Regions from separate parts of the Homo sapiens genome. Here region 1 is linked to region 2. The links are chromatin loops, found by intact Hi-C in ENCODE. Cell type or tissue: sigmoid colon. All regions are shown on one strand. Each heading gives the region's core, and the rest is flanking DNA. Links, peaks and the distances in the headings are about the cores only.

The links. Peaks named below come from ENCODE experiments on the same cell type or tissue, not always from the same donor. Only the 100,000 strongest peaks of a DNase experiment are listed, where the experiment ranks them.
Region 1: a loop joins it to region 2, with 7 times the contacts of the local background. A loop is called at or near these places in 39 of 110 quality-filtered maps.

Annotation. Positions count from the first base shown.
Region 1 is chr10:79,058,317-79,063,686 of GRCh38, forward strand. The region is part of intron 3 of ZMIZ1-AS1 (ZMIZ1 antisense RNA 1); the gene reads right to left. Among named protein-coding and RNA genes, the nearest start is that of ZMIZ1-AS1, 6.4 kb to the right of the region's middle. In sigmoid colon, for the core only: no CTCF peak of the experiment used is centred there; DNase peaks (open chromatin) are centred at 1,695 and 3,305; H3K27ac peaks cover 1,007 bases.
Region 2 is chr10:78,292,538-78,297,907 of GRCh38, forward strand. No RefSeq gene overlaps it. Among named protein-coding and RNA genes, the nearest start is that of LINC00595, 28 kb to the left of the region's middle. RefSeq lists an enhancer at 127-1,058. In sigmoid colon, for the core only: no CTCF peak of the experiment used is centred there; no DNase peak of the experiment used is centred there.

The DNA of each region.
Region 1 (5,370 bases), core at 320-5,319, 770 kb after region 2:
AGCAAAATGCCAATATGGCCCCGAGGGCAGCACAGGTGACTCTCAGCTCTCCTGGGCCTGCACTGGCTCTCAAGGCCCCTGAAAATGTCCTCCATTCCCTATTGAATCACAGACTGGGAAACCAACATGCCCCTCCCCAAGTTCACAGTCTCTGCTCCATCCCACCCACCAGAACCAGTGAATATGTCTAGTCTGACACCTAGGTGAAACCCTAATATACCTCTCCCATGTCTACAATTTTGGTCCTCCTGTTCGCCCTGCCTTGTCCATCCTCATTTGGTGGCAAGCGCCACCTCTCCGGGAAGCCTCCTCTGATTGCCTTATTGATTATCACCTTCTAGTCCCCTGGCCTCCAGATACCTGGGGACACTCCTTTCTTCAGCACTAACCACTCACCTGTTAGGATGTCCTAATGCGCAGACCAGGGTCTTCCTTGTATCACTCCACCCCCACCCTGCAGGTCAGGGCAAGGATGCTCAAAGGCTGCAGTGAACCATGGGCACATACACTCACACCCCTCCAGAAGCCATACTATTCAATAGCTAAGGCTTTGAGGTGGATTTTCTTGGATTCAAATCTCAGCTCTCTCACTCACTAGCTGTGTGACCTTGGGCTTGTTACCTAACCCCTCTGTGCCTCAGATTGCTCATCTGTTAATGGGAATAATGCTTCCAATGCCACAAGGTTGTGAGAATGAATGAGCTAACATATGTAAGCTCTTACCTTATGTATGGTATTGCTGTGTAAGTGTTGGTCATTGTTATTAATATTGTTATGTTATTATTACCAGGAGGCTACAGAGAAGTATTGCACACAATCTCTGTCCCCAAGAGGATGGGAGTCCAGACAGGAGCAGGAAATGGGGTTGACATTTCTAATCCTACCAGTTGCTCAAAACCACATTGGAAGTAGTTATCACCATCCCCACTTTACAGATAAGGAAACTGAGGCTCCCAAAGGTGTTGTGAGCTCCCCGAGGGCTCACAGCTCTGAGTCGCAGGGTTGGGATTGAGGGCCAGGTCATGCGGCTCCAAAGTCCACGCTCTTTCAACAGGCCCACGTTGCCTCTCAGTCTGGCAGGGAGATAAGCCGTGTACACAAATAGCTGCAATCCCAGGTAGAAAGTGATAAGTGCCAAACAGGGGCGATAAAGGCTCTGGGAGGGGAGGAGACTGCCCACTGCGGGAGGGGCTAGGGTGGGGGTCAGGACAGGCTTCACAGAGTGGGCAGCATCTCTGCGCAAGCTAAGACATGGGTCGCTGAATCCACAGTATCTAGCAGTGTCTGACATTGTCACAGGGGCCCAGGAAATATTTGTGAAAGAAAGAGAGGAAGGAAGGGAGGTGAAGAGGGAGAGAGAAAGGCAGAATGGGAGGGTGGCTATGCTCTGACCCCATTTGGCCCAGGAACTTGCTCCTCTCACAGGAAGACATAGTCAAGAGCTGCCACCAATTAGAGAAGGCCTTCATGGGGTCCCCATTGTCCTGTGACACCCCAGAGAAGTAGTTCAGGACTTTCAGGCCAGAGTTCCTGACAATCAGATGTTTTGCTCAATACCAGAAAGAACTTCCCAATGAGTAAAGCTAGACAAGACTTCTCTGCGGGGCAGGGGAAATGGTGTGTTGGAGCCTGTTCATATGGCTCACAAGGGCCGATTGTTAAATTTTCAGGAACTGCGCGAGCTGGTTGATGGAACCAACCAGCTGTGCCAGCTGGCTCTGGTCGGCAGCTTGAAACTGGCCATGGTGGGGGTATTTACACCGTAGACATCGGCAAATACTACAAACCAGGTTCTCCCCACTTTGGGGAGCCAGCTGTTAAACATTTACCAGCACACCACTGGCAGAGGTCTGCTATGTGAGGGAGCAAGCAGCCCGTCCCTGGAAGAGTACAAGCAAAGACAGTCTCCTCCTGGCAGGAACGAGGCTAAGGGGTTCTTTCTTAGTGAAGGGCTCAGAGCAAATGATCTCAGAAGCCCTGTTCTGGCTCTAAGAGCCTAGGAAAAGTCGGGTTTAAGAAAAAAAACTAAATCAGGATAATTCATGCCGGGAAATCATGAACCACTAGACCCAGAGACTGGGAGTAGGGAAGAGACCTGAGAAAATGTGTGAGGGGCCACATGCTTGGATTTCTCAGGTGGAAAACTCGGTCCAAGGTGACATGGAGAGTCAGGGGCAATGCTAGGACTAGAACTTATGTCTCTGGCTGCCCATCTCACGGTTCCTTCTAGGACATATGGGCTGGGCAACTAGGAAGAGGGGGATCTTTCTGCACGAAGTCTGGTGTCTGTCTCAGAATATAAGCTCTGCAGCAGTGTGGACCAAATCTGTTTTGTTCACTGTTGGAGATCTGGCATACAGCAAGTATTTAATAAATATTCCTTAAAGGAATCGATGTGTCTGAGATCCTGTCTCCTGGCAGCATTTGGTCGGGTGGAGGTGGTGGGGGCTGGGAATGTCATCCTCTGACACCGTCACTTCCTGAGTCCCCACTGCAGCTTAGTGACATGGAATCAAGAGACCAGGGTTCAAATCCCAACTCTGTCACCTCCTTTGACCTTGGCCAAACCATTATGCCTCCTGAACCCTTAGTTTATTCTTCTACGAAGTGGGTTAGCAATCCCTGCCTGCCTCTTGAGGCTGCTGTGGCACTTGCGTGAGACGTCAAGTACTTTTTACAAACTAAAGAGCTGTGTCCACAGGAGGAAGGGGGTGCCAGGAGAGCTGGCTGTGGTGGCAGTGCCAACCCAAGGGTCCCTGGTGGACACTGGACAGTGGCCAGGATGCTGCTCTCTTAGAACTGCTGCTTGGGGTAATCTGGGTCAAACTAGCCAATAGCCTGTGGAGAGGAGGTCTGAGTACCAGACAGCTCACGAAAGGGGCAGGAAGCAGAGGATGAAATGAAGATGGTAAGGGAGAGTTGGAGAAGTCCTTTTTCCTCCTAAGACCAAAGGCAGAAGGCAAACTAGCAACTTAAAAAACTGTTTTTGTCTCTGTAGAGCTGTTCATCATGTTCCCCTTTCCCCCACAAGACCTTCACTATTGCAAGAGGCCTTAATGTGTGAGCTGAGGACTGGCACCTGCCAAGTCAGGTGGGGGTGGGGTGGAAAATCCTCATATGTCCTAGAATCAGACAAGTGTTTCAAACGATTTTGGAAGAGGGATTTGTGTCGCTCTCCCAGACAAGCATCCCAAGTCCCCTCCTGGTAGGGTGGGAGGACAGGCTGGCGGGGAGGGAGGCCCAGCGCACCCCAGGCTGTGAGTGGATGAAGAAGGAAAGCAGGGGGTGGGGGTGCTCCTCCAACCCTCCCCCAAGTGCCATCTGATTTTTGCAAAGAGGGTGAAGGCAGCAGGAGGCTCAGAGCCAGGGCCAGGGAGGCAGGTGGAGAGGGTGTCCGTGGAGGGGCTGCACCGTCAGCCTGGGCCCCCAGTGGAAAGCAAAATAGAAAGGCCCTGTGTCAGCAGCCAGGCCCCTGGGCAGCCGGGCTCTCGGCTCCATTCTGTTCAGTGGGATTCTGGTTGGCACCAGCTGCAGTCAGGAACAATGCCTGGATTTCTTTCTTTCTTTCTTTCTTTTTTCCATTTTAATAGAGGGGGGAGAAGGACCAGAGCCACTCATTGAACAGCTCAGAATTGTGGAGGCATCTGGGACCGTGTGTCCTTGAAAACAGCACAGTCGCAGGGGCCCCACAGCTGGCTGCAAGGTGCAAGAAGGCATGATACACTGGGAGCTCCAGGTCCCAGCCCTGCTGCTGTCTCATACTTGCTTGCTGTGTGACCTTAGGCAGGTCCATGCCCCACTCTGGCTTCCCCACAGCCCCACCAGAGCTTGCCTTCCAGGACCCACTCAATGCCAACTCTTCTTCTTCCCCGAACTCTTAGAATGGCATTGGGTGGCCGGGTGCGGTGGCTCATGCCTATAATCCCAGCACTTTGGGGGGCCAAGGCGGGTGGATAATGAGGTCAGGAGATGCAGACCATCCTGGTTAACATGGTGAAACCCCATCTCTACTAAAAACACAAAAAATTAGCCGGGTATGGTGGCATAGTCCCAGCTACTCGGGAGGCTGAGGCAGGAGAATGGTGTGAACCTGGGAGGCGGAGCTTGCAGTGAGCCGAGATCTCACCACTGCACACTCCAGCCTGGGCGACAGAGCAAAACTCTGTCTCAAGAAAAAAAAAAAAAAAAAAGAATGGCATTTGGTGTGGGCAGTCCTTCCTGAGAGACTGTGAGCCCCCAGAGGGCTGGTTCTGGTCATCCTCCATCCTGTGGGCCTCTATACCTCCCCTGCTCCGGATGGCCTGTCAGCCCCCAAGGCCTTGCACTGGGTGATGGGATGTAGCAGTGAGCCATCCTATGACCTGCAGCCTTGACAGAAGAGGGCCATGTAACACAATACCTCCCTAGCCTGTGAGGTGTCATACTAGGAAATGAAACTCCCTGTGCCTCAGTTTCCTCATCTGTAAAATGAGAATACTAATAGCTCAGAGGATGGGAGGAGTTCATGTGTATGAGCTACTCAATGCCTGGAACATAGCAGGAACTTCACAAGTAATTCCTATGGTTATGCTGATGTTGGAGGCTGGGAGAGCAGCATATGGGGGTTAAGACAAGGAAGACGGCACATCTGGTGGAGGTATCAGGGTAGGCTTCCAAGCAAGTGGTTGCAGATGTGGCCTTGGTGACTGGGAGGGGTGTGTCCCAGGAGGTAGGAAGAGCATGAGCAATGGCACAGAGGTAAGAGTATGTACATAATGCTGGCAATTCTGGAAGTCACCCTGCATGGCCACAGGATGAGGTGAGGGCAAGGAAGCATGAGTCTTGAGGCTGGAGGACTGCACAGCCAGAAGGAGGAGAGATGCTGAGGATCTGAGACCTTCCCCCACCCCTCTCGGGGTGCAGGAGCTATCAGGAAGGAAGTGGGAGGCATGGTCCTCCTCAGGTCGCTTGTCCCAGACTTCCTCATCAGTGCCGCATGTACTTGCTCCTCTGGAGGGGCCCTGACGCAGGTGAGGGGACACTGCATGAGGAGATGTGGCTCTTGCACCCCCTCTTGTCCCCCCACCGAGTTGCTGGGACTACAGGCATGTGCCACCATGCCTGGCTGAGACCTGGCTCTTGTTCCAGCTCTGGTGCTTCCCAGTGGTGCAGTCAGGGAAAGCCATCACCTCCTTTTGGGGCTCAGCTTAGTCACCCACAAAAGGGCTGTTGTGAGGCTCAGAGGGTGAGAGGTGCCTCATGAAGGGAGGCGTTAGGGTCATTACCTATTCACAGTCCTAGATAGTCACAGTTCTGAGCAGCTCCCTCCAGGTATTTTCTTGTCCCTACTCCACTAAATGGCCCCCTCTGAAAGCCCTCCCTAAAGCAGGG
Region 2 (5,370 bases), core at 283-5,282:
GACCCCCCACTAGTCTGTGCTCCATGGGGATGTCACCTAGGGGAGGACAGCCTGTCTTAGAGTGCCCGATGGGGTCTGGGACAGGTTTATTTTTGCTAACCATCGTTCCCTGTGTCTAGCTAGCACCATGTCTGGAATATAGTAGGTGTTCAACAAATGCATGGAGATTGAATGGATCTGGAGAGGCAGAGTACTGCTGTGATCTTTATAGATGAGGAAGTGGAGCCCCGGAGAGCCCTAGAATGATGCGCTTAATGCCCCAGCCAGGTTAATCTCTAGAAGCCCTTCTGCTCTTCACTCCCACCATGGCATTTCGCAGTCCCCAAAGTCTGGCTTGAGGTGTCAGTCTGAGTCCTCCCTCACTCTCCCTGCCCTCCTCACCCTCTTGTCCACAGCTCCCTCCCACTGTGGCCTCTGGGCTCCTTTTCCCTCTCCAGCTGGCTGACATAGGGGGTGGCTGGGGGAGGCACAACTCAGAAAGTGACAGCGACAATATTAGGAGTGAAAAAGATCAATTAAGCCCATCGAGCTGATTTGTGAAGCTGATTAAATTAGGAGCCTCCCTGGGGGCAGAGGCTCTCTCAGGTTGATAGACCCAGCTGCTGGCTGCTGTAGGGTCCTTGCCAGCCCCCAGGGTGCAATGGGGGCCACTTTGTCCTGCTCTGTCCACGGAGAGGGGATGAGGGGAAGCTCCCTTTAGAAAGCCCTGGCAGGGCCAAGCTCAGCACCCAGCCCATGGTCCCCTGTGCTTTCTTATAGAATCCCCTGCAATCCTGGGGCACTGAGTAGATTGGCCTGACTTTAAAATAAGATCCTGGGCCTCAGAGAGCTTAGGTGGCCTATGCGGGGCAACCCAGCTGGTAGGCACAGGTAAGTGCTGGACCTGGGACTGGAAACCAGGTCCTTCTGTTCCCTATGTGTTCTGTCCTCTCCTTGCCCTGTCCCCATATCCGGCTTCAACATCTCGGTCTATTACTCTATTTTTCCAGTCTCAAGGCTCCTGTCCCCACTGCCCACCCCCTCCCCCTTTGACTGGCTCTAATCAGATTAGCTCTCCAGTAACCCGATCCCTCTGCCCTGGTCTCAGGATTCCCTTTCATGGACTGTCTCCAGGGCAGCTGTGGCCAGAATATTCTTCCAGTACTTCAGAATCCATCCGCTTCTCCTGGCTTCTGGGTGGGGGCTGGGGAGAGGGATTTGGACAAAGACTCTAGTGTGTGTAGGGGCAATGAACCCTGGGGAGGTTACAGAAATGAGGTCGGCTTCTCCAGAGTGCACGAGCTAGGGAAGGGAGCGCCTTGAAAGCCAGGCTGCAGAATTTGGCCATCCTCAAACACCACCTTTAATGGCAAAGGAGGGATGGGAAAACTCCTGAAGACCAGGTAGCCATGGAGTGCTACATTTCTGGATGGAAAGGGGACCACACAGGTGACACTTGGAGTGGCAGGTGCCCGGGAAGGAGTGCTGCGTGTGGGTTGGGGTGGGGTTTGAGGTGGGAGAACAGAGGAGGGCTTCACTCAGGGGTGGGCTTGGGGCTGGGTCAGGAAGAGGACTGACAAGCCTGGAGGGGTGAGAGTATTTCAAAGATCCCTGAGGGTCCTTTAGCTCTTGGCCAGAGATGGGGCTGCAGGGGGAGAAACTGACCCTTAGACAGGGCCTGATTTCTCTCTCTCTCTCTCCCTCCCTCCCTTCCTTTCTTTTCTTTTTTTGAGACAGAATCTCACTCTGTCACACAGGCTGGAGTTCAGTGGCACAATCTCGACTCACTGCAGCCTCCGCCTCCTGGGTTCAAGTGATTCTCCTGCCTCAGCCTCCCGAGTAGCTGGGATTACAGGCATGTGCCACCACAATTGGCTAATTTTTGTATTTTTAGTAGTGATGGGGTTTTGCCATGTTGGCCAGGCTGGTCTCGAATTCCTGATCTCAAGTGATCTGCCCACCTCGGCCTCCCAAAGTGCTGGGATTATAGGCACAAGCCACTGTTTCCAGCCTGATTTCTTATACCTAGGTCTTCTTTCTTCCTTAGAGCAAGTCTGTGACAAATCTATAATTAATTTAAAAAAATACACACAAGCAAACACGGGCTCAGAGTTGTGTAGATGTAAGTGGTAGAATCAGAACTCACACCTAAGTCTACGGGGCCTTCGGAGCCTGGGACCTTCCGTGGACTAACTGCTAAAACTTCTGCAGTCTCGAAGTCAGGGGGCAGAGCTAGGGAGCCCCACAAGCCTCAGAGGGCCAGATAGGCTGGTGGTTAGGAGCACAGGTTTTAAAATTAGACTGAGTTCACTCTCCTGGCTCTGCAGCTTGCTTGCTGTCTGGCCTTGGCCAAGTTAATTTGCCTTTGTGTAGTTTACTTTCTTTCTCTATAAAGTGGGGATATTAATAGTACCTACCTCATGGGGTTGTTGTGAGGGTTAAATAAATGTACTCCCATGAAGAATTCCGAACAGTGTTGTCATTTGATAAATGTCAGCCATTCTTACTCAGGATGGAGCCAGGATATAGGGGCATTAGGCCAGGCCAGGGAAGGCAAAGACCTCTAAGCCAGTGCTCCCTGCTGTCTTCACATGTCTGTGAGTCTGAGCTACCTGTGCTGGTGGGGCCTGGGCTGTCTGGCTGCCCAAAGTGGCTGACACCCATAAGTCATTGTCCATCTCCAGATTTGAGTCCTACAGCCTCTTCCCATCTAACTGGCATGGAAACTGAGGCTCAGACAGGTTGCCGCAGATCTGCTCTTTGATTTGGGGCAAGTTAGTCCTAGAGCCCTACCCCCAACCCAGAATCTGAATCCTGGTCCGGGGTCTCTAAATTACCCTGCAACTGGTTTAATTTTTTCCAGGCGGACGCCATCCTCATGGCAGAAACATTTTTTCTGTAATCTTATTTGCAACTGCTAATGAGAAGCAGGGCCGCTTTCTGTTTCTAAACCTCATCCACATCTCTAATTTGTTTCCAGAGGCTGGGGCTGAGGCTTCTTCCATCTCTGTGAAATATTAGCAATTATTTCTCAATTACTTCTCATGGGGAAGGGATTCTTGGAGACGGAAATCTGGAAGCTGGGAGAAGCCATAAGGATGATGTTTTGATCTGACGTGAACCTTGCCGAGAGGCACACATGCTCTGTCATCCCTGCTCCAACTTGAAGGCTAGGCTGGGTGGCATATGACTCTGTCCCCGTCTCTTTCCTCACTGAGCCTCCGGCCCAGCTTGGTTCCCAAACATGGAGCTGCTGCAGGTCTCAGAAGCCACAGAGAACTGGGGAGGGAAAGGGAGGAGAAAAGTCTTCTTTGTAGTCTCACTAAACGCAGCTCTGTCACTACAGCTTATAGGATCACAGGCCTTAGGGTCATCCTTGGCTCTTTCTCTCACACCACAAACCCAATCTATGAGTGAATCCTCTGGGTTCTACCTTCAGAATCCATCCAGAATCTGACTGCCTCTCACCATCTCCACGGCTCCCTTCTAGTCCAAGCCAGCAACATCATCCACCTGGATTATTCAGTAACACCCTGACTAGTCTGCCTGCTATCACCCTTTGCACAGAAGCCAGGGGGATTGTTTTGGAATTCCACTTTTCACGCAACTATTTGTCCTTTTAGCTATAGTACTTTGCATTTTTTAAAGTGGTTTTTTTTTCAGTTCTAGAGATTACACATATGTCCTTAACTTTTCACAGTCAGTTTAGAGTTAATACTTTATCACTTTATGTAAAATATAAACCTCTTACAAATATTTGCCATCCCCATTGTATGCTATAGTTTTCATATGCATTACATCTATATACATTATAAACCCTATAAGACAATGTTATCATTTTTGCTTTAGTTATCTGCATATTAAGGAAATTAAGAGGAAAATTAACTTATAATTTTATATATTTAGCAATATTTTACCATTTCTGATGTTTTTTATTTTTTATTTTTCTTGAGGATCCAGTGCCTCTTTGATTTTATTTTGCTTCATTCTGAAGAACTTCTTTTAGTATTCTTATAGTCCATGTCTTCTGGTGACACAATCCATACATTTTCTTTTAAATGAAAATGTATTTTGCCTTCCTTATTAACTAATATTTTCACTAGATTTAGAAATCTGGGTTACAGCTTTTTTTTTTCTTTGCCCTTTAAATGATGTTACAATGCTCCTTCTGTACTCGTGGGGAATTGGGTTCAGGACCTCCCCATGGATGCCAAAATCCGTGGATGCTCAAGTCTTTTATGTAAAATGGCATAGTATTTGCATATAACTTCTGCACATTCTCTCATACACTTTAAAACATCTCTAGATTACTTATAATACCTAATACAATGTAAATGCTATGTAAATAGTTGTTGTATCATTTAAAAATTTTTACTCTTTTTTATCGTTGTATTGTTATATTTTATCTTTGAAAAATATTTTCCATCTGAGGTCCCATGACTGTGTTCTGCTTCAGGCCTCCATAGTTTCTGGTAAGAAGTCTGTGGTTATTTGAATCTTTGTTCCTCTTTGTAATGTGTCTTTTTTTCTCTGGCTGCTTTCAAGGTTTTCTTTTTATCTTTTATTTTAGCAGTTTGAATGAGTGTATGTAAATTTGTTTTGCACCAATTTGCAAAGTGGGTGTTGTTGTTTTTTGCCACTATTTATTTCTTTTTTTCTCTTTCTCTCTCTTTTTTTTTTTTTTTTTTTTTTTTTCTGAGAAGGCTGCTGGTCTTGAACTCCCATGCTGAAGCGTCCTCTAGCCTCAGCCTCTTGAGCAGGTGGGTTTGTGCCACCATGCCGTTTTGCCATTATTTCTTAAGAAAAAAAATTATGCTCTCTTATTCCTCTCCTTCCTTCTGGCACTCCAATTATGCATATATTAGATCTCTGACGTTATCCCACAGGCCTCTTAGACACTGTTCACTCTTTTATACCCCCCCTTCCCCTGCCCTCTTTTTTTTTTTTTTTAGGCTAAATGGCTTTTGTTGATCAACTTAAGCTCACAGCTATTTATTTATTTATTTATTTGTTTATTTTTGAGATGGAGTCTTGCTCTGTCACCCAGGCTGGAGTGCAGTGGCATGATCTCAGCTCCCTGCCTCCTGGGGTCAAGGCCTCCTGCCCCAGCCTCCCGAGTAGCTGGGATTATAGCTGTGCGCCACCATGTCCAGGTAATTTTTTGTATTTTTAGTAGAGACAGGGTTTCACCCTGTTGGCCAGGCTGGTCTCAAACTCCTGACCTCAGTGATCTGCCTGCCTCGGCCACCTGAAGTGATGGGATTAAAGGCGTGAGCCATCATGCCCGGCCATCTTCATTCTGTTTTAGGCCTATACAGTAATTGTTTAAAATATTCCAGGTATTGTATTTTTTAGTACTGGAATTTCCACTTGGTTCTTTCTATATTTTTA